2 separate regions of the Homo sapiens genome follow, and region 2 is linked to region 1. A link is a loop called in an ENCODE intact Hi-C map of the cell type or tissue named here. Cell type or tissue: Caco-2. All regions are shown on one strand. Links, peaks and the distances in the headings refer to the core of each region. The heading gives the core; the rest is flanking DNA.

Region 1 (15,878 bases), core at 4,202-12,201:
TTCGGATCCACCTGCAGTGTCAGATGCTTCAAGGCTGGGGTCCCCTGATGGAGAGGAGGTGGTTGGAGATCACCTGGGCCTCCTCAGCACTGCCTCCTGGCTGGGGCTGGGGCTGGGGATAAGAGAGTAACTGCAATTGTGCTTCCCCGGCACCTTCGCTTTAGGTCACTCCACCGAAGAGCCTGAAAGGGAAGTGGTTCTTGCGAAAGAATGAGCTGAAGCAGGTGGCAGATGCTACCAGGCACCGTGTAGTTTTCAAAGGGGATCTTTTTCTGCCTCAGAGAGAAATTCTGGGGTTTGCACAGCAAGAAACCGATGACTCAATTTCCTTTGTGTCCCTGCTTTAATGGGAAGGTTGTAGGCGTTCTTTAGAATGGCAGGGTAGGTTGATACCTTCTACCTTAAATTTGAATCCCACTTTTCACTCACTTAGCAGGTTGAATTTTTTTTAAGTGTACCCCCCACAGCTGCCCAACTGGGTTTGCGAGGCAAGCCCAACTTGCCAGAGTAAACCGGAAGGGGTGCTTTCTAAAGTTTGTGGTTCTGGAGTCTGGCCAGGCATGGATACAGTCATTGTGCGTTCCAGATTTTCTGGGAGAGTCAGGATCTCAAATATGCAAACACTCTACCAATTGATGTCTAGTGCATATTTTGACTAAATGTTTATATATTTTTCCACAAATAAATACATGACTTAATGTAATTGAAAGTCAAACACTTTTTAAAAATGCTTTTTGCATAAAGAAATTCACATCTTTACAACTCCTTAACTAGGATGGTGTCAATTAAATTAATGTTTGATTCAGGACATGTGTACTTTGGAGGTAAGTATTTCATATTCCTCCCCTCTCCATTGCTCAATTGCCCCACTGGGTGACGTACCAAGATAAGCCACATGTTTGATTCTTGTTTGCTGGATGTGGACATATGCACATTGCAGGTATGCCTATAAGTACATGCCTGAAGGATCTATGTGTGTGGTGGGAATTGGTGATGCCAAAGAATGCTAAAGACTTTCATGCCCCTTAAAGGGGAAAATAACCACAACAAAACAAATTCCAATGTATCTTCTCCTGTCTTCTGCAGCACTGGGGGAGTCCCCTGATAACAGGGATCATGTCACATTCATTTTTGTGGGCCCAGATCCCAGTAATATTGACCCATAACTGTTGAACTGCAATGAATGTCTAGAATATAAAAGTCATGATATCTATATATATGGAAGCATGCTGTCAGTATGGGCTAAGGTGCAAATACATTTATGTGTAAGTGAGAACCATGGTGATGGCTGTGTTGCTCAGGACAGGGCTGACTTGGCTGGCTGACTGCCCACCACAGGCCTCATGTTTGGTCTACCCCAAACAGTGAGCTCACCCATCTGTTTGTTTGCGGCTTTGGTGGCTGCCTGCTGTGACCGCTGGGGACATCTGGCTAAAGACAGGGTTACTAGATAGTTGGGCTGAGAAGGGAGTGGGAGCCAGTGAGATGAGGACACCAACCCCAAATTTAAGCCTCAAAACAAAAACACTCCCCAGCAGCAGCCACCTTGGGGTTCTAGTTATTTTGGAGATACTGATACGAGGTTGAGATCCTTGGGTGAGAGGCCCACACTCCTCCAACCCCCATGTCTGCTTCTGGAAGGTGGTGGCAGAGGAGAGAAGTAGAAGTACTATATGGGAGATGCGGGAGATTCTTGCCTTCTCTGTCGGTCTCTTTGGGCAATTATCAAGCTGTCATCTGACCAGATACTACCATAGCTTCTTCGGGGGCAAATCCGTAGGGAATCCTGACATCCGACGGGGAGCCACTTTGGCAATGGCAAACGGTGTCTCCTCTCCACAGAGCTTGTGATGTCAGAAATTACCCATAACTGGGGCAGGTTTTGTCTTCCCAAAGATTGTCTGCCCAGCTAGACCTGAGAGACAGGGAGACAAACACAGAATGAGGGGGTGGGTCTTGTGGGGGTGGGGAACGATGGAAACTCACAGAGCCAGATCTCCCCGAGTTTGAGTTGCACTGGCTGCCTGGGTGTGTCCTCCTGAGGTAAGTGTCCCTGCGAAGTGCAAGTGTGGGCAGACAGATCTCAGGTGGGTGGGGAGGGACTGAGTCACCAAGGAGGTGATTTGCAAAACTCAGGTCCCAGAAACTTTCAGGTCTTCAGCTTTTAAAAGTAAAGGTTAATTGCAAAACTCCGGGGTTGAGGGAAGAGATTATTCACATAGACCAGTCATTTTGAGCATCTGCTGTTGTGGCATTGCAAGTCTCCTTCGCAGTGCCTGAAAGTTCATTTGTTTTTGAGAGCTCTTACGCTTTTTCTGTTTGCATCTTTGCACAAGTTCTATGTTTCTGAGAACCCTCACCACTATTAGTAATAATAGCAAACACTTACAGAGTGTTGACCATGTACCAGCGCCATTCTAATTGTTTCCTATATACTGCCTTGTTTAATCCAAACACTGACTTCATGAAGGTGGTGCTGTTATTATCTGTCTTTTACATATGAGGAAACTGAGGCACAGAGAATTTAAGTAGCTTGCCCAAGGCCATGCAGCTGATAAGTGATGGCGCTGGGATTCAAACTCACATCTGGCTACAGAGTTCATGCTCTTTGTCACTATGTTAGAGTGCTTCTCTTGGTATATTAAGATATCGAGGCACCCTAGAAATCCAGACGATTGTACCTGGAAGTACTGTAGTTGTTTTCAAAAACTTCATTTGGGAATCTAGTTGTGGGTGAGGTCATAACATCCACTGAGCTTTTAAACATGATGTCAGAGGAAGGGGTTAGAATTGCAAAAATGAAGGAGGAGGAAGTTGTAATGGAAACTTCTGCCAATGCATATTCTGAGTTGACTCATTCATTCTGATCTCTGAATAGAAGCTCTACTCTCTTCCATGTGATGGAAAGTTGAGGATAGGGTAGGGCTGAGAGGGATGTGAATTGAGTTGTTTGTTCATTAGGATAGGATAGGGCTGAAAGGGATGTGAATTGAGTTGTTTGTTCATTATCACTTCATTATTTGTCACCTGGATGAAAGGTAAAGGTGGCTGATTAGTGTTTCTCCATCAGCTAGAACTTTGACTGGGAAATGAGCCAATCAAATAGCAGCAAAATATTTGCCCTCACCTTACAGGCCCTTGGTTCCAGGGTCTTCTCTCCACCGGCTAGAATGGATGAGGGAGGGAGAGAAACTCTGAGAAAAGAGGCTGTCAGGAGTAGGGCTGTACATATCCAGGGCACAAGGAATTTGGCAAAAGCTGGAAGTATACTATAGCCCTTCTCTCCAGCCCTAGCCTAAACCAGATGACCAGGCTTCTATTTGGCCCAGCATGTGACCATCCCATCAGGGAGCAAGAGAGTTTCCTCTGGGTACCCCTCACTGAGAAAAAAGCCACCCAGGAAGGGAGGAGGCAAGGCCCCCTGGGAACATCTGGCTCAGTCCACAGGAAGGGATGCAGGCCTTTTCCTGGGAATGAGGACTCATCCCATATTCCAGCCCCCTTCCCCCAACTTTTTTTTTTTTCAATTTTAGTGCATCTCTTTACACTTAACAGGTCTGCAGTGACTTCTAGGAGGATCCACACACCAATCGTGGAACTAGGCAGCATCTTTTTCCACTTCCTTTCCAAGATAGTAGCACGATAACAGTAAAGCCCCTTTGCAAGTGTTCACTATTATGCACATTAAGATGCCAGGGAGAGGGCTGGGAAAGGTGGCTCACACCTGTAATCCCAGCACTTTGGGAGGCCGAGGCAGGCGGATGACCTGAGGTCGGGAGTTCGAGACCAGCCTGACCAACATGGAGAAACCCCGTCTCTACTAAAAATACAAAAAAATTAGCCGGGCATGGTGGTGCATGCCTGTAATCTCAGCTACTTGGGAGGCTGAGGCAGGAGAATCACTTGAACCCGGGAGGCAGAGGTTGCAGTGAGCCAAGATCACGCCATTGCACTCCAGCCTGGGCAACAAGAGCGAAACTCGGTCTCAAAAAAAAAAAAGGTGCCAGGGAGAAATGAACAATTCCATGCAGCCAACACCTGGTCTCCTGCGTTTGGCTTAGAAGGGCATTTCTGCCCAAGCCCCCAGCTCTAGTCTTTGCACACTTTAAATGAGTAGCTACTACATGCCAATCACAGATGTTGCCTCTGCTGAGTATCCAGTCAAAAAACCAGAATCTAACAGAGCTAACTAAGCACCATCTTGCAGGAAACCAGCTGACGTCAGCTCCGCAGCCACCAGTGAGTTACTGGGCCCACATCTGCCTGCAAGAGGGGGAGGGGAATTCAGGTAACCCACAAGAGGGGATAAAAGTTCGGGGAAGAAATCTCCTGTCAAGGAGTTTGTTTTTGCAGTGGATCCTCTGCAGTGAGACTAGTTGTCTTTACAATATCATTAGAGGTCAGGTACATTCCTGTAGACTCCCTTAAGTGACTTGCTTTCTCCTATTGTTCCCCCTGAAAATTCATAAAAACCTCACAAACACATCTCCATTTAAAAAGAGAAAGTTTAAAGGATGCCATGTAATGGTTATCTCTTTTCTTTTGCCAGTGAGCATAAAAGCTCCTTAGGGAAAAGCCCAAACCCTCTATACATTTTCATATTCATGATAGCCCTGAGCGGTCAGCACAGTTCCCCAATTATAGTGGGTGCTCAATAAACACTTGGATGGCTTACTGAATTAATAATGTTTCTAGACTTGGCTAGCAAAGCCATCTCCGTTACTTATCTTTTGTGATTTTTATAGGTTCTGTCTAATTCTTTTTCTTCATTTTTTTTCTTTCTGGTCTATACAAATCTTCTTTCATTTTTCTCTATTGCTACTTGTAGCGATCCTCAACCCGCCTCCTCCCTTGAAATTTCTGTTCTCTGCACTCTCTTCAGTCTAAAGAGATCTTTCTTGAGGTTTGAAATGTTACACAAGGCAGGGGAAGTTTAGAGCTAATTGTATTTTGTCCAGTAGAACGGGGATCTGGATTTCCTATAGGTCTGGCTGCCTCTTTGTCTACACCTTTACTTCCAAATCTGGCCTCATGTATAAAAAGACCCCAAACCTTAAAATCATGTTCTCAACAATACTCAGAGAAAAATTGTTGGCTTTTTGGTCACCATGCTAGAGGAATAAAAGGGCAGTTGTTTCTTTCGGTCAATGGTTTGAAAACCTCCCAGACTAAAAATCACCTCCATATAATCAGATGCTTGGTGTGGTGTAATGAAGATGAGGAGGTCTGGCTTTGATAAGAGTCATTTAGAAGGTATAAAGGCAGTGGAACAAGACGGGAGGACCCATACACCAGTTGATTCCCCTCTTGCCACTTAACAGCAGCGTGAGCTTGGGCAGTTGCACTTGTTAAATGTCTGGAACAATACTTAGCACGTAATTTCTAAAGCTTAATGTTTAGTTCACAGAAGGTATCCCAAGAATAGAAATGATTATTATATTTTAGCTTCTCTCTATTACTGATTCACTATGTGCTGCTAGGCAAAGTATTTCACCCCCATTTACTTCTATTTTTCCATGTGTAAAATGCGAGGGTTGGATTCTAGTTGATCTGTCAAGTCCTTTCCAGGCCTCATGTTCTATAAATTCACCACTCTGTGGGCTTACTAACACCTGAGCCTCATAAAACCTAATGGAAAGAATAACACAAAACCACCATAAGGCAGTGTCAAAAAAAATTGATGCCTGATTTGTATTAAATGTCAAAAGTGAATTATTAATCCATGCCAGAAATAAACATATGGACCCAATTACACTCTAACTCCAATGGGCAAGAGTGTTGTAGGGACAAAGTGCTTTGCCCGTAGTACTTCATAGAATCCTCTAGACCATGTGGAAGGTGAGCAGATGAAGCAGCTCTGGCCAGAGAAGTTAGGAACATGTCCCAGTCACACAACTGAAACTGCAGGAAGTCAGTCCTGGGATTAACTGCAGGATCTGAACACTGTACTCTTTATATTGTACTTTAAAAACATTGCTTCACATGGCCAGAAAAGCCAACCTCTGAAGAAGAGAAAAATTGTTCCCTTCACTCTCAGAGCTTCATGAGCACCTTGGACTTGCCAGCTTTCCTCAAGCAACCCCTGTAACTTGTTGGCACAAAATTAACCACAATATTCAGACAAAGCAGTACTTACAGGGTGAGTGCTAGTATCCTATGCAACTAGGGTAGCCTGAGAATCTAGGGGAAAAAAAGCTAGACCAAACAAAAGATTATATATAATCTTTCCCCAAATCAAGGCACTGAGCAAGGCAGGCCTGAGAGATGGTGAATTTCTGCTTCTACTGAGAGTCCTCCAGACCCCCAGTAAAAATTTCTTTTCATCATAAAACCAGAGAAACTCTTGCTCAGGAAAAAGAAAGAAAAATGGAAATCATAAAGATTGCACGACTTAGGATTTTGTCAAAATGTGTCAGAGGCTATAATATAAGGCTAGTTTTTGGCATTCTGTCAGTCACTGAATGTCCTTCGTCAGATCACAGCTCCTTTTGGTTGTGCTGACTTTATACCCATCTGGAATCCACTGACCATTAGCTGAAATAAAATCCCAGATGTGCTCAGATCTCACATCCTGTGCAATGCCCTCAGTTATTGCTGATACGGTTCAGTCATCTGTCTCTCCAGCTAATCATACAGACACAGTATTCTAGGAGAAGTGAGAACCCACTCATAGCCAGGAGAGCTTCTCCCTCTCAGTCACAGGGTGACTGTGGGCAAGGTCCTTCCCCTGTTGGTTGCCTCTGTCTCCCCAGTTATAAGATGGTGACAAACTGACCAACTTAAAATTTCCTTAAAATGTATTGGCACTGTGGACAGAAATGAGGAAAGTGGAAGACCTAGTTTCTGTCCTCAGGGAGCTTACCATTTGGTGGAAATAAAGTTAAACAGGTGAAAGAATTATGCAAGAGAGCATAACCAAGTGTCAGAAGACAGGAAAAACAGACATCTCGATTGCATGTGAAGGCTTCAAGGAATTTGAGGATGAGTTGAATGTGGAAAAGAAGATAGACAGAGAGAGGGGAGAGGAGAGAAACCCAGGGAAAGGCAAAACATGAGCCAGGTGTTTAAAGTGGGGGAATAAGAATGGCTTGATTGGGGCCAGGGGAGGGGTCTGTCTGCTTGGATAAGAGAATTCATGAAAAGAACAGTGAGAGATGAGGTCGGACAGATTCCAGGCAATCAAGTAACAGTGGCACTGTCCACTGGCAGAAGATCCAATTTTTCTGCCCCAGAAACTCAGAAGTTCTCATGAATCACCCTCTCAGACAGTGCTAGACAGAGTTCAGAAGCAGGCCAGCTCCAACAGTGAGAAAGAACTTTGGCAACTTTGCCTGGGTTAGAGAGTGGCAATTTAAGTGAATCCCAAACAAGACCTACTGTGGCAATAGCAAATAGATTTTAGCTCAAGGAACATTTCCCATTGACTCCTAGAGGCTTCCCAAAATGCTGTACTAAGAAGTCAAACCTTGGCTCAGGTATGGAGAGTGCTGTGATCCATTAGTGATGTCTGCTATGGGCACAATATGAAGGATTTGACCCCCATGCATCACATGGACATCACCGTAGTGGAGCAGCAGGCTTTCTTTGTTAATGTTTCTGAGAGTTGTGTGTATAGTCCTCTGGGAGTTTAGCCATTCTAGAATCTGTCCAGCTAGCCATACTATAGACTCTATCTCCTTCTAGAACAGTAAAAAAGCAGTCTCTTGCCCAGAGGGCAGAGGTTAGTCACTTGAGCCTTTTGTTAGGATTCACTCCCATTCTGTCTTCCCATTTACCCACATGAAGTTAGATGCTGGGAGCCAGATATTTCCTGTGTTTGAACAAGGGCCAGACTTCCTGGCAAAGGGTCCCTTCTTCCCATCAGTTTCTTCAACTGCAAACTGAGAAGACAAAAGTGATGCCTCACCCGTGGTGGCGACAGGAGGAATAACTAGCTAATGCGAGGAAAGCTTTTGAAGATGAAAGGGTGGTATGTGCATGTTAATTACAACTTTTATCAGCCCTGGAGCCTCTGCATTCTCAGCTGCCACTGGAAGCTCTTCTGTGCCTCCCAAATGCAAACAGCAGCCACATTCCATGAGCTGGCCTCACTAAGTCCTGCTTAGAGCATCCAAGTCAAGAAGGTTGGATTTTGAGCTCAGGCTGGCCAGCTGGCTCACTCTGGGCCACTCAAGTTTCCCACTACTCATCCCCAAGGGAAAAAGTAGGCTAGCTACCTGGGCAGGTAAGATAAGATAGAACCAAGGTATAAACAAAAGGCTCCATCAAAAGTCTACCAGAAATAGCCCCTGGGTAAGATTAGGACACTCTGCTCTAATTCCCACCCTGTGAAAGCCTAATTGTTTGACCTTGGGCTATTGGCTTTATCTGTCTAATGGTTCAATATACTGTGTGAACCATTTGGGGATAATAATCCCTCTGCCTCCCCTAGACCTCTCCACCTTTGCCTGCTGGTGTGAAAGTGTTTTGTGCTAGTAGGCAGAAACACGTGATATAAAACTACAAGGTCCTATTATTACCTAGGATAACTTTCGCCTCTATCTATGTCTCCTGTTGCTGGTTGACCCCAATCATTGAAACTGTATTCTTTGGAATGCTCAGCAGTCTCCTCCAAGCTGCCATTCCCTCCTTATCTAGGTGGGCCCAGTATTGGCTCAGGCTTCTTGGTTGTGCCACTTCCTAAGGCTTGCAAATGCATTCAGCCTGCCCTTGCTCTCAGTGCCAGCTCTCAGTGCCCTTGCTGGGATAACTCAATAAAGGGCTAGAGGTGGGAATGGGATAATCATCAGATGCTTTGCTAGTGCTGACGGGACAGCTTAGAAGGTATAAACTGAGCTGGGCCCATGCAGCAACACCAAAATATGTGTTCAAAGAGGGAGAAGAGGAGAAAAAGAGAAAGGAAGTTATCGTGGTCTGATAACAGGGCATGTCAGAATGGGAAAGGGTGTTAGGAATTATGTAGCCAACTTGTTTGATTGGAAAGATAAGGAAGCCTCAAGGGCTGCAAGTGACTTTCCCAAGGTCACAAAACTAATTGGTGGCAAAACCGTGGTCTTCTGACTTGTCCGGTTTCCTTTCATTTTATCCTTTGAGACGATAAAGGAGAGGACACTAACTAAACAAGAAGACAATGATCTGATCAGGACAAGAAGACTTGGAGTACAAAATGAGAAGAAGATAATAGGGTAATGGATTTTTTAGTGGCACAGTGGGAAATGGCGTAGGTGTTTACACTGCACTGGAGCCCTCACTGTGCTTGGAACTGGTTCCCTGTGCACAGTCTTGCACACCCATATTTGGTATTTTTTTATCCTTTTTGACTTAATGAGCATTTGGAAACCATAAGGCCCACAGCAACCTGACCTTTGACTTGCCCAGACTCTCTGAGCAATTTTGTGAGTTGAGTCAACAATCAATGGTTTTCAAATTATTCAATTGTTCACTCAACGCATACTAGTTGAACACCAATATCTGTGCTCTGCTAGGCACTGGGGATACCACTGTAGACAAGAGAGGCATAGTCTCCTCTCTCCTGGAACTTACAGTCTATCTGGAAGACAGACAGTAAACAACTAATGATGCCTTTGTTTAATTACACTTGTGGTAAGTGCTATGAAGGAGAAGCACTGGATCTTGTGAGAGCATAATAGGGAGATCTCATCTGATTTAAAGCACCAGGGAAAGCCTCCCAGGACCTGTTGGATGAATAGCAGTAACCATGTCTCCAGGATCCCCACAATTCCTTGAGGACCCTTGTTGTCAGACTTCTCAGAGCTGTACCAGCCCTCTCACTGTCTCACCATTGGGTCTTCTGAGTAAGAAAGCAAGAAAAAAAATTTTACTCCTCAAAATTCTGAAAGCAAGTGGTTTATCATGTCTGCCCTGTAATAGTGGTGGGAAGAAAATCATGAGAACCTCTAAGCTGACTCAGGATTTTAGAAGCACACATTTGGGGAGAAGGGAAACAAAAATTCTGGAGAAGCAAAAAGTGTCATATGGTATAGAAGTTATTTTAAGCTACTGGGGAAAATTCATAATTTACTTAGGGATCTTGAGTGTCAAGCATTGGTTTAGAGACAAATCTTATCCATTTCGTTGAAAGTTCCTTGATCTTGTGGCTGAAGCTTGGGCCTAGGGTTTTATTAGTGTACATTTAGGGGATGGTTTACAGGGTGTCTTTCAAGGTCATACAGGTGCCTCTTTTGGGGTCAGGCAGGAGGAATAGGACAAACTCTGGGATACGAATGTACAACCATTTGGCTCCTAGGGCCTCAGTCCTTTAGCTCCTTGCTTCTGGTGACTTCTTGGAGACAAGAGTAGACTTTTTCAGAACAGCGAGATAGTTGTGCTGACAAAACAAAAACAAAAACATCATTTAAGATGCCTTCAGATGCAAGTACATGTCATAATAGAAATATTTAAAAATTAGTAGAGTATAGGCACTAGCTAATTCAAATGCTTGGTTGTAAACAACTATGTCTTGTAAATGAGAATAAAGTTTATTCTCTCAATGACGATGATAACATCTTTCTCACTCACTTTTACTCAAATTGGCTTTATTGGGCAGGAGAGACAGAGATGGAGTTATAGGTATCATGATTGAACTTAAGCTACAACCCATCTATGCATCAAACCATCATGTGTCTCGTGTGATTGTTATCTGTTGTGTATATTTTGGTATATCCCTATCTGTACATACCAGCTGAATATTTCTGTAAGTAACAGAACAATCAGCTCTCATAAAATATTACCTCCCAGGGCAAGAAGTCTGGGATGATTCCAGGAAGTCAATGATATTATCAAGACTCAGGTTTATTTTTCCAACTTTCAATTCTGCCACTCCCAGTGTCTTCCTGCAATTTAGCACCCCTCATGTTCCTAAACTAAATCCCACAGTTCCAGGCATCCTAGGAAAAAAAAAATCAATATTTAGCAGCAGAAGAAAGAGTGTATATTCACAAACATCTCTTCTAAAATTGGAGGAGCGGCTTTTTGGGAAGTCCTTAATTGACCTCTCCTTATTTCTCATTGGATGAATGGGGTCACATGCCCACACCTAACCAATCACTGGCAAGAAGAGCTTGGACCACAGTGCTTGACTTAGACCAATCATGATCCACCCACTGGAGCTGGGATTTGAGGTCTCACCTGTCCTGAAGCACAAATTCAGGGTTTCTGAATAAAATTGCACTTCAGGTAGAATAGAATAACTTTTTTTGCATTGGTAACAATGTGGGCTACAATGAGTAAGGGAGTCCATTTACCTGCTAGAGTTGTGGTTTGAGACTATTTGGGCTAAGGAAAGAAGGCAAAGCTAAGTTTTTGTGCCTCTGTGCCACACCCTCAACCTTTTTCTGAAAAGACATGCCTCATGGGTAGAGCTCACATGGGGGACACACTGCAGTTTGAGGTTTAGATGGTCTGTGGCTTATACTCAATGATAATACCTAAAACTTTATCCTTTCCTGTCTTCTACAAAAGAGAATTATATCAGGGAATAATCTTAAATCTGTTATAATTTACAAGAAATAGCCAGTCTTCTGCACACTTGAGTACTTTATTATTAGAAACTCATTACTTGCAACCCATCTCAGCACTGTTGGAGCTACACCATGCATGAGGACCGCTGCTCTAGAGTCATCCATTAAAAAAGAATTCCTACGAACCTGAATGAGCATTTCTTTCTCTAAATTATGAGATGATGACCCTCAAGGGAAATGGCCGTCTTCCCTTTTCTACTGCACTCTTAGAGTGCATTAATGTGTGTGAAGTGTTTTCGGTTCCATTATCTAAAGCAGCCCTCATATTAACATCGTGGTTGGCATTACTGGCCTCCTGTATGGGATGAAAGTTTAATGACTTCTGCAAGGTTATGAAAGGTCAAGATCACAGCTAATTAGTGCAAATTCAGGATTTGAATTCTAGTTTCTACCCCAGAGCTGATGTCCATGTCACCATGGACATCATTTGCTCCCAATATACCTGATTTACTTTCAAGGGGTCTGGAATTGACTATTGGATTTTATATTAAAAATTGCTCTTTCATAGGCAGGAAAAAGTCCTTCCTAATAGTTTGAGTCCAAAGCTTAAGGGTCTAGCATCTCAACTTTTTAATGAACCCAAAAATGAACAGGAGGGTTTTCTGAGCCAGTCCCCTGCCTCCACACAGTTAGCTCATGAATCCAACATCATGGGAGGAAGTCTTCAGGATTTTGTTTCCCATTCCTTTTTTATCACCTAAATATAGTTAAAGGATTTGTGATGACTGCATCCAGAGATGTTTAAAAATGGACCTGAAGGATGTGATTGTGTCTTAGGCAGGAAGGGTGCCGGTTCTTTTCAGTATCTAATGATGAACGATCTAAAGGAAATGGATTCTAAACCATTTGATTCTAAACCAAAATGGTGTATGTTTCTTTTGAGGGTGAATTTCCTGATCATGAGCCTTGTTGAGCATTAGACTGGCCGGCTGGTTCCTAATCCATCCTTCAGTTCTCAGCTGCAGTGACATTTCCTTAGAGAGACAGATCTCCTTTGGGGACAGCACAGGACTTGAGAAAAAAGGCTTCCCTTTCCACTGAGCTTGGCTCCAACTACACCTCATGTGTCTGTTACATTTATCATGCTGTGTTGTCAACTTGTTTAATGTCTGTCAGTGGCTCATGCCTGTAATTCAGCACTTTGGGAGCCTGAGGCAAAAGACTTACTTTGACAGCAGAGGTTTGCAGAGGTTGCTGGGCAACATAGTGAGACCCTGTCTCTACAAAAATATATTTTTAATTGGCTGTGCATGGTGGCATGCACCTGTAGTCCCAGCTGCTCAGGAGGCTGAGGTGGGAGGAGTGCTTGGGCCCAGGAGTTTGAGGTTACACTGAGCTAAGATTGTGCTACTGCACTCCAGCCTGGGTGATGGAGCCAGACCCTGTCTCTATTAAAAATTAGGAAAAGAAATAGCCTGTCTACTCTATTGGTCCATAACCTCTATCGAGACAGTGACCTTGTCTGCTTTATTCAATGCCTGGATCTTTTCCTAGCACAGTGCCCAGCACATGGAGACACTGAATTTGGATTCTCCTTTTTGAAGTCCCCATATCCACTTCAGTATTGGGGTGATTTTGATGGGATTGTGACTTACCATGGTGGATGCATCCTGTGAGTTCCAAACTCAACTTCTTAAAAAACCTTGTCTATCATCTATCCATCTATCTGTCTGTCTGTCTATCTATCTATCTATCTATCTATCTATCTATCTATCTATCTATCATCTGTCTGTATTCTATGTTCCATCTATCATCTATCTGTCATATATCTATCTCTATCTATTAATTATCTCTATCTTTATCTATTTATATCTATCATCTATCTGCCATATATCTATCTCTATCTCTTAATTGTCTCTATCTTTATCTATTTATATCTATCATCTATCTATATCTATCATCTTTTAACCTATCTGTTTCTATTGGAATAAGAGACAAGTGCTTGAAAAGCAGAGGAGAGTCAATACACAGGCCACATCTTCTCTCACTCCCTCCTTCCTCCTCATAGCTGTGAGCCACCCCAGTCCCTGTACCTGCTTCCTTGGCTGGCATCATCTAAGAAATCATCTCTTCCACAGTTTCCTGCAAGGGCATCACCCCAAGGGAAGCTGAACACATGCAACATCTGCCCACTCAGGATAAGTGTGAGGGATAAGGAGGAAACATTTTTCCTCTAGAGACAGGACTGTTGGGGCAAGGGCTGGGGAAGCAAGACATGGATACTCCAGGCTACTTCTTGCTGGGGCTGAGGGGAGTGCTCGGTGTGGCTCCCCTCTGGGACGTGTTTAGGGCAGCTCTCTCGCCTCTGAAACAAGCCTCATCAGATCATCCCCAGGCTTCCTTCCGCATAGTTTCTGATGATATAGGAAAGGAGCCCGATTATCTGTTTGAGCTTCCTGTTCTTTGTATTGTTTGGAAGGCTAAAGTCAACAGCCACTTTTGTATTCTGCATTGTTTGCGTTGTTAAAAACTCTGGAAAACTCATCTGGTTTCTTCTCCAAAAGTAGCTTCCCAGAGCCCTGGGAGACACTCAGAAATAAGATCCTTTTCAAATAGGCCAGCAGGGACCAGGGTCTCTCAGAACCAGCTTTCCTATCTTCTTCCAAAGGCCGGAATTGAGAAGGTTTACTCCAGCCCACATAATTGAGTCTCTGGGCTGTCAAGGACGCATTGGGGAGTTTGCTTCTGGTGTGCTGGGTGCTTAGAAAGCCGTATGAATTGCAGAGATAGAGTTGGGTTCCAGTTCTGCCAGTCACCAATTATGTGGCCTTAAGCAGTTTACTTAACTTTTCTGAGCCTCAATTTTCTCTTCTCTAAAATAGAGTTGTAATATACCTATGGCTTAGAGTTGTGTAAGGACTGACGCGATCACAGACTTGAAACCCTTGATAGAACGACTGGCATGGAGTAAGCATTCAACAGTCATAATTAAGGTCATTGTGATGATTACACTTGGGGCCTCTCCATTCACCATTTGCCCCAACTGTGTTCCTGCTGCACTTGAAAATGATTCCAGCTGCCTCTGGAAGATTTTCATCCCATTTCTGGGAAAAACATTAGCCAATAAACTCTCATTGAATTTGGCAGGGCGGGCACACCAGCAAGCTGACACTATGTGCATACAGGCTTCCTGGAACAACTGTTGCTGAGCAAATGAAGCAGCATGGAATGTTCCGGGAAGCAGGATTATTGCTGTAGCTGGTGAAAGTGAACTGGGAAACGCACTCCAGGTCCTGTCTTTACTTGCACAATTACAGTCAATCCCCAAGGCTGCTTGTCTCAGCAGGATCAGCCTCTTCCTGCCTTCTGTCCTGGCAGTGGGTGGTGGGGCTGGAGGAAGAAATGGTGTTTTCCTCCCTCTCCCATTGCAATTGTTTCCTTACAGTGCTGTTCTCTGAGGCCAGAGAACAGAAGGGCTCTTTCCAGAGGCAGTTTAACAGAGTAGCTTCCTTTTCATTCTGAGAAGTTTGGAGTTTCCCAGAGTCCACTTCCTCCCTAGAAGCGCAAGCTTGGAATTTCTTGGTTGCCAATGAGGTGCCAGCTTCTGAGTGCATAAAGTGTGTCCATCGTTTTTAATCAATTCTCTCATCTCCAAAAATACCTTTAATTGCCTTTAGCTGCTTAGTTCTGCTGTCCTCTAAAGAAAACAAGATCTGGCCACTCCCAGCCACACCTCAGAAGTGAGTAAGGCTTTTGCACCTTTTAATAGGAGTATTTACATGTGTGTCGGTTTCTCATCTGCTTTTAATTTCATTAGAGTGTGATTTTGGACTGTTGTTTGAGATGAAAGAGCAGATTATCAAAGTGCAGATGATTTTTTCATGGTGCAAACACATCATAAATTAGAAACTATGAGACCCCTTTGCAGCGGGGAAGACTGGGGCCAGTCATCCAAGGTTTCATCTTCCTGTAGGAGAAGGGAAAAAAAACGGACATTTATTAACTATCTGTTATGATCCAGACTCTCTACTGGTGCTTTTTGTATATTTATTCTCTAACTCCCATCAACTTCTCTTTGAGAGAGGCAGCAAATGACAACTGAATAAATGAATGGCTGAATTTCATCAGAGCCAGTTTACAGGCAGAGAAACTGAGGCTCATAAAGCGGACGTAACCTGCCTGAGATGTCTCAGCTTTTATATGGTGGGGCTGGAATTCAATTCAGAGCTCCTTCTCCCTTTTAACACTACACTGCAAGTTCCCATTCAGCTTCATGGGATTAATCCTGTTCTTCTGTCCCTAGAATGGAGCCTTGAAAGTTCAAGGTGTCTCCTTTTCCTAAGAAACTGGATTTTTCTGGCTCCTTGAGAATTGAGGAGCTCAAAACAATTGAGAACT
Region 2 (8,000 bases), core at 1-8,000, 250 kb after region 1:
AGACTCTTAGTTCTCTCCTGGATCAGAAAAAAAGACCTGGAAAAGGAACAGGATTTTCTACAGAAGGGAGATTTTCCCCACAAGAGACAGCTTTTGCAGGGCATTTCAAAATATGTTGAAAATATATTTGAGGGTAAAACACTTTGATTTCTTTCAGGGCCTGTTATCCGTCATGTTGATATCTTATTGCTACAAAGAGTCTTTTTTGTCAGTCTTAAGGTCTCTTTTAATGTTAATGCTAGTCAGCTGTACCTGAATTCCAAAGGAAGGAGGGTATAATGAGAAATGTTCAACCACCCATCCTCATCATGGCCTAAACCAGCGTTTCAGGTTTGCTTTAGAATGCCCTTGGGTGAGAGGAGGGGTCCACTCCGTTGCTTGGGGAGCTTAGAATTTTATTTTTGGTTTACACGTCCTAGCTGCATACTATTTTTTTAATGTTTTATTTCAGAGATGAGCATTTTTTTTCTACACCACATGGATTCCCTTTATCCACGTACCTACTCACCTGCTGATTGTAACATTCTGTCACATGTTTCTCAAACTCATCTTGGCCTTCCAGATGCTTTAAAGTGTTGGAAACCTTAAAGCGCCATATTGGTGGGGGTAGACCCTCAGTGTTAAAGGAAACAACAGTCATCCAGTCCACCCCCTACTTCCAAGGCTCGGGCCCTCTATGATGCTCCTGCCTAGTGGCTGCCTGTCCTAGGCTTGAAATATCTTTTACTTCCTGTGCCCCCACCCAACATCACCTGAAACAATCAGTTATATTTTTAGAAAGTTTGTGAATGAATGAATGAATGAATGAGTGGAAAGTCAGGCACTCGTTGCTTGGGGAGACTTTGATATTAGAGGGTTGTGATACAATAAAAAATAAATATTTGGTCTTTGTCCCAAGTTGCTGGCACATAGCTAAAACCTTTGGGTGACTTTGGTGTGCGAATGAGATGACCAGTGGCTGGGGGCCCCTAGATAGCTTCAGGATGGGGACTGCTCACCAGAAAGACTAAGGATTAGAACTTTCAGTGCCACCCACCAAATTCCAGGGAGGGGAGAGGGGCTGGAGATTGTGTTAATCACCAATGGTCAATGATTTAATCAATCATACCTAATAATGTACCCTCCATAAAAATCCCTGAACAATGGGGTCTGAAAAACTTCAGGTTGGTGAACACATCCAGGTGCTGGGAGGGTGGCCCACCCAGAGAGGCATGAAAGCTCCGAGCCCTTCCCTGATACCTTGCCCTATGCATCTCTTTCACTTGGCTGTTTCTGAGTTGTATCCTTTATAATAAACTGGTAAATATCAGTAAAATGTTTCCTTGTGTTCTGTAAGCTGCTCTAGGGAATTATTGAACTTGAGGAGGGTGTTGTGGAAACCCCCTGAAATTAGAAATTACAGCCTGTCAGTCAGAAGTACCAGAGACAACCTGGGACTTGTGACTGACACCTGAAGTGAAGGCAACCTCATGGGACTGAGCCCTCAATCTGTAGGATAGCCATAGCCCAGGTGGATAGCATCAGAACTGAACTGACTTGCAGGACACCTGCCTGGTGTCGGGAAAGACACCACGCATTTGGAGTTAGAAGTGTTGGAAGTAAAAACAGTTATGGATTAAAAGCACATAAGAGAAAAATCTTCAAACAACCCTTCGCTAGAGCAAATACAGCACTCAAATGATCAAAGAAGCCCAGGGCCTACTTTCTAATCTTATCACCTGTGGCTCTATGGAAAAGAATTAGCAAACATACCTTTGGGTATGCACCAAGTGTTAGCAGCCTAATTTGCAAAGTCAAGAGACTGATGGATAACCCCATCTAAGCTCAACAGACTAAAAGTAACACAGTACTGCTATTCCAAGAAGAACAATGACAATCAACATTATAGGTATCTTCCAGGTCCCAGGCACTATGCCGAACGCTTCACACACATCCTGCTTTCATCCATTCCAAAACCCTATCAGGTGGGTGATATTGTCCTTATTTAAAAGATAAAGAATCTGAGTCTCAGAGAGGCTAATTAACTTCCCCAAAGTCACACAGCTACTGAGTGGTGGAACAGGAATTTTTGCCTAGGTCTTTCTGAGTATAAAACACGTCTTCTTAACTGCTGTGCAACACTGGCTCAGAAGCTGTTTTATGAAAGTATCTCCTTATGAGAATATTCTAGTGCACTGCCAGAAGGCAGATTGTCTCAAGGTCATCTGTCATCTTTACCATGTTCACTGTCACTGGTAAGAGGATTTCATGCAAGCCTGCACATGTGTGGCTGCCCTGTAGGACTGGCTACATAATGTGTGGGTCTGCACGTAATTTGGGCAAAATGAAATCTTGAGACCCCTTGTTCAAATTAAACATTTCAAGATGATAAGAGCAGAGCATTAAACCGTGGACTGCCTAAGTCGCATATCCATAAAGCAGGTCCTGCTTCCCAGGGTTCCTATGTTTATGCCCAAATAATCTAAGATTGTCTTGAAGGAGAAACCAGAAATTCTTGAGGTAAAGAACTCATCCAGTGAGCTCTTCGGCTGCATGCATTTATTTATTCAACAAATATCCTGTGATCTTATGACATGAGAAACTCAAGGATTAATTTAATGCCCCCTAACCAGAAACTAGAGCCACAGCTGGACAGAATCCTGATTTTCCTGTTCCCTAAAAGCAAGGGAACATCTTCATCTTGCTGGCTTGGCTCAGCAGCTTAGCTCAAAGGCAAAGAGGGAAAGTCCTCTCTAAGCAAACATATGGACACGTGGATCAGTCTCTGCTCCTCCACGGGCGCCTCCTAAGGCAGTGTGCCCTTTACCAAAAACACAACGTTTTCACACCTATTTTAATTTTGTTGCTTGCTTCCCATTGGGTTAAAAGCTAGACTTTGGGGGTGGCTGGTAAGTCATTTTGAAAAGAAATACCTGTTTTCATGCCTCCATTCTTGTGTTGTTGATTTTGGGGCCTTTCCAACCCTTTCCAAATGTTTTTTCAATCCCTTGAGTGTCTAGGCTTCCTGCTTTTAAGGCCTCCCTTCTAACCCAGGGTTGCCCCATTCACCTTAAAACATTTTTCAATAACCCAGAAAAAACCAGGCTGAACATACCCAAGCTCCGGAACCAGCAAATCTTGTTCGAACCCCGCTGATGACTCCCAGGGGAAGCCAAGAGGACAAAGACAAGGATGAGGACGAGGACCCAGGACCCGCTGGTGAATGGCAACTGCTGTCAACTCACTTTCAACCTCAGCCAGTTGTCCCAGGTGTAGCCTTGGCCTCCAGAGAGCTGGTCCCCGGTTGTTACTCCAGGTCACTTGGAATGTAAACAAAGTGGTTGGGCTTCCCTTCTTGGAAACCAAGACAACAGCTGGTGCGGGGCCTGGGAAAGAGGTAATTTGCCCTCTCGCTCTTCCTTCAAAGCAGCAGGAAAATCACCATGGTTCAGAGGTGTGGCTCCACAGTGCTCCCTGCTGGGCAAATTGTTCCCGGTCTGTCTGACCACTGGACAATCACGTGTGAATTTTGTGTTGAGATCTAGAGTTTACTTGCCTTGAACCCCATTGACAGTCTTCAGAGGGAGAGAGAAAGCAAATAAAGTAAAAATGAAATCTGTATATGCTTGGTTCTCGCAACTAACAATGGCTTCCCTGTCAGAGCAGACGAGAAAACCCAGCATCTCGGCTTTGACTCTACTTTCACTTCAAAAACAGCAGTTTGAGTGCCCTGGCTCTGAATCTAGGAGGATTCTAGCATTTTCCATAAGGATGATGAGGATAGCTTCAGCTGAAGACTTTCCCATAAGGCTCAGGAAGGGGATTTTATAAACTGATCTTTCATCCAATCACAGGACTCGCACTGTGAGGACTCGCAGAGTCAAGAAAGAAGATGCCAGCCATGGTTTTTCTTCTCTTATCCCACCAGGATGCAATAAATATCTCCCAACATGTCCAGTCACCAGAAAACTCCAGAAAAGAACTCCATTTCAGGAAATATAAGAATAGCTAACATTTTTATTTAGGTTGCTGGAAAACACACATACCAACTACAAGGTATTATTTCTAGACCCATACAAAACCAGAGTAAGGGAACTCTATTGAGACTGATTAAACATACTAAGTGTCTCTTTAATAGTTAAAAGATCAATTTAACAACAACGTTGTCTGCTTCTGGTAACTTTTCTTTTTCTAAATCAGTTTTCAAGCCCTGGATTTTTTTTTTTTTTTTAACTAATGTAATTGAAAAATCTGCTTTGACTTAAGAAATTCCTTCTTTGTATCTGAATATCAAATTCATTCTAGCTTCTCCTTGTTTTCCTTTACAAAGAACAATGGAAAGGAATAGACAGACATGATTCTGAGAGGAGGCAGGCATCCTGGGAAAGACAGAGGATGGGCTCAAAGATTCTTTTCTGATGAAATTTCATTGCATTTTAAAAGAACTGCAGATACAGGAGTTTGTAATTTTCCCAGACAGCTGCATGGGGACATGAATGACTGTGACAAATACATTTTTGGCTTCACAAGATGAGCTGCTTCCCAACTGATTATTCTTGTAACCTCCTTGAACCCTATTAACCCCTAGCAAAGGGTAATTATTGACTGGTAGGCAGGAATGGGGATGTTCAATTGACCACCAGAACCTTACCAAGATGACCATGACCCAACAAGCAAAAGGAAATGTTTTCTCAACCTTGGATCTGTTGCCTCCCACACCTGTTCCCTTCTGTCGTCTCTATGCCCTTGCATATCTCTTTTGCGAGGTAGACAATTCAATTATACTAACATTCATCGTGATAATGATAATAAGATGAGGCACAAAGAAATTAATGTAACCCTGATCCTCAGAGAGATACCAGGATAGTGAACAGACAGACAAGAAAACACTTAGCACACTCTGTTATGATGAGTTGCTATGAGAGAGGTCTGAACAAAGTGTAATAAGGACAGACTCCCTGGAAGAGGCACAACTCAAACATCACCTCTTCTGAGAAGCCTTCCCTCCTTCTCCAGGCTGACAAGGATGAGAATTCAGCCAACAAATGCTTACTGAGTGCACTGCATTAGGATCTAGGAGGACATGATGATGAACTAGTCTTCAAAGTGCTTACTTTGTAGATACAAACAGACAGATAAATAAAATATGTAAAAGTTGTAATTGATGCAGTGAAGGAAGCAAACAAGGGGAATGAGGTAGGACTAGGAAAGAGAGACCTATTTTAGGTGGAATGGGAAGAGAAGGCCTCTCTGGGAAATATTATTCAAGCTGAGGACCAAAGCATGCTCCAGGATCAGAGGGTGCCAGTCATCTGTGGAATGGTGGTAGGGTAGAAAGTGGTTCTGGAAAAGAGAATGCAAATGTGGGCAAGACCATGGGATATCTGAGGAACTGAGGTAGAAATTAGTAAGCTTGTAGGTTGAGGCTGAAGGAAGAAAAAAAAGGCAGGGTTAATACCAACATTTCTGGCTTTGAATCTCTAAACAGATAGAATTTACTGAGATGGGGAAACTTGGGAGTGGGTACAGATGAGTTTGTAGGGAAAAAAAAATCAAGAGTTCCATTGTACTATGATAATTTCCAGACATCTATGCATTGCACAAATGGAGACATCAGTTAGGTTGTAGGATATATGAATCTAGAACCTAGAAAAAAGGCCTGAAATAGAAACATACATTTGGGAGTTATCAGGATACATGTGCTATGCAAATATCCAGGAAGTGATTTAAAGGGAATGCAGAGCCCAAGAGGAGATTGGGATTAAAACTGGGTCCAATAAAATTTTCACAAACTATGCAAGAGCATAAATGATGAAGGGTTAAGGGAAGAAAGAGAAGAATTCCAACTAGGGAGACTTAGAAAGGACTTAAAAGGTAAATCTTAAAAAAAAAAAAAACAGCAAGCACTACTAAAATACATCCAACTCTAGCTTGCTGACTAATGAGGCTATAGAAGTAAGGACAAGCTGGCTGCCCCATCTGTCACTCTACAGATGACCAGGGTTGATCATGTGGACTTGACCATCTAGGCAGGCAGCCATTTCCTCCCTGTCCCTTCTGAGTAGTGCTCCCCTATACTGTGGGATCAGTCTCACAGAGGCACCCTGCTCTTCCTGCAGGAACCCCCAAAGTGAGCAATGAATTAGCCTCAGGTTCTAACTCTTTCCTTCATCAGTATCTTCCACGGATAATTCAAGACCTCCTCTTCATTAATCAAGCCCTTCCCTTAGCAGATGAACAGGCTTATAGCACACCTGGCCTAAAACTAAAACAACCCAACATATAATCCTGCTCTTGCCTTATCTGCTTTCCTAGTACCATCTACCTCTTGACTACCATTTATGGAAAAAAATAATTTGCATTCATTTTCTCTCCACCCATTCTCAACCCACACCAACATGGCAACAGCTGCCATCACTTTGCTGACCCAGCTCTGGCAAAGGCCAATGATGGCCTTGAAATTGACTAATCCAATGAGTACTTTTCAGTCCTTCCACGATTTGACCTCTCCATAGCATGCAGCACTGTCGGCCACTTCAAGTCACCTGCTCACTCTTGACTCCCTTCCTTACTTCTCAGCACCCTGCACCCCGCACCCCGTGAATCACCTCCCTCTGCCCATCTTCAGATACTAGAGCTTCCCAGGATGCTTCTCTTAGCCCAGTTCTTTTCTCTAGCTTCATGCTGTGTGCGGGTGAGCTCCCTTACATCTGTAATACAAATAGCACTCCATAAAGGCCCCGGCCTGTCATGACTCTAACTGCCCAGTGAACATCTCTACTGATATTCCACTCGCCACAAATGCTAAGCCAGTATGCTGAACCAAATTCACTGTCTTCTTCAAATTTAATTTCTCTCCTGAATTCCTTTTTCTGCACTTACCTCGCCCCCATTTGCTTAATCTAGAAGGCTGAGAGATGGCTTTAAGCCCTTCCACCTGCTCACACCTACTTGCACTTGGTCACCAAGTCCTTCTAAATATCCTTGGAATCTGGTAACCTATGCTCATTTCTATACCTTAATTCAGGTCATAATCTCCCACCTAAACTATTGCTGCCATCTTCTAACTAGTCTCAGTGCCTCATCCCCCTTGATATGGTTTGGCTGTGTCCCCACCCAAATCTCAACTTGAATTGTATCTCCCAGAATTCCCATGTGCTGTGGGAGGGACCCAGAGGGAGGTAATTGAATCATGGGGCCAGTCTTTCCCATGGTATTCTCGTGGTAGTGAATAAGTCTCACAAGATCTGATGGGTTTATCAGGGGTTTCCACTTTTGCTTCTTCATCATTTTTCTCTTGCTGCCGCCATGTAAGAAATGCCTTTCACCTCTCGCCATGAATCGGAGGCCTCCTCAGCCATGTGGAACTGTAAGTCCAATTAAACCTCTTTTTATTCCCAGTTTCAGGTATGCCGGGTATATTTAAGGGTTTTGCTTTTATTGTTAATAAAGCCATGTTTTTGTGTGATGGGGAAGGAGCCACTGGTCCAGAGGACAAAAGGGTAAAAGTTTTTGTTAAAAATAATTTATCTGACAGTGAATAGTGAATCATTCACACTCTTTTATTTGGCTGTTACATTCTATGTGCAAAAATGTATTTCCTAAATGTAGATTGAATGTAATCAGTGACATCTTTACCCATAAACTGGAAATATGCATAATATCGATCTGCCATGGTAAATAACAGATTTGTAACTATTAAAAACAGGTAAGGAAAGAAAAGCAAGGCAATTTCCAATGAGATTTGGTTGGCTTGCTCTACCTTCTGTTGCTCTACAATTGAGTCACTGGAATTAATTTGTTGTGCTGATAAAAACACAAACACAATGATAATCAATGTCTTGGTCTCAGAAAGCAGAGTCAACTGATGCAAGAAAATAAGGGAAAACACTCACGAAGATATAATTTGCAAGACCTTGGGTTGTGTGTACAAAAGTGTTCTTTCACCTCTGAACATATCTTAATATTTGCCAGTGGAATAGAACAGAGAAATGTCAACATATACGTACCTTTGGCTTGAA

What was found. Hi-C counts contacts between places; a loop is a spot of excess contacts. Peaks named below come from ENCODE experiments on the same cell type or tissue, not always from the same donor. Only the 100,000 strongest peaks of a DNase experiment are listed, where the experiment ranks them.
Region 2: it touches region 1 in a loop (4-fold over the local background); 13 of 110 quality-filtered maps call a loop at or near these places.

Annotation. Positions count from the first base shown.
Region 1 is chr11:35,144,105-35,159,982 of GRCh38, forward strand. All of the region lies in intron 1 of CD44 (CD44 molecule (IN blood group)), which reads left to right. Among named protein-coding and RNA genes, the nearest start is that of SNORD164, 11 kb to the right of the region's middle. RefSeq lists silencers at 187-236, 7,407-7,637 and enhancers at 407-466, 7,658-8,450. In Caco-2, for the core only: no CTCF peak of the experiment used is centred there; a DNase peak (open chromatin) is centred at 8,007.
Region 2 is chr11:35,401,225-35,409,224 of GRCh38, forward strand. The region is part of intron 1 of SLC1A2 (solute carrier family 1 member 2); the gene reads right to left. Among named protein-coding and RNA genes, the nearest start is that of SLC1A2-AS2, 14 kb to the right of the region's middle. In Caco-2, for the core only: a CTCF peak has its summit at 3,459 (motif pointing left); DNase peaks (open chromatin) are centred at 1,557 and 3,367.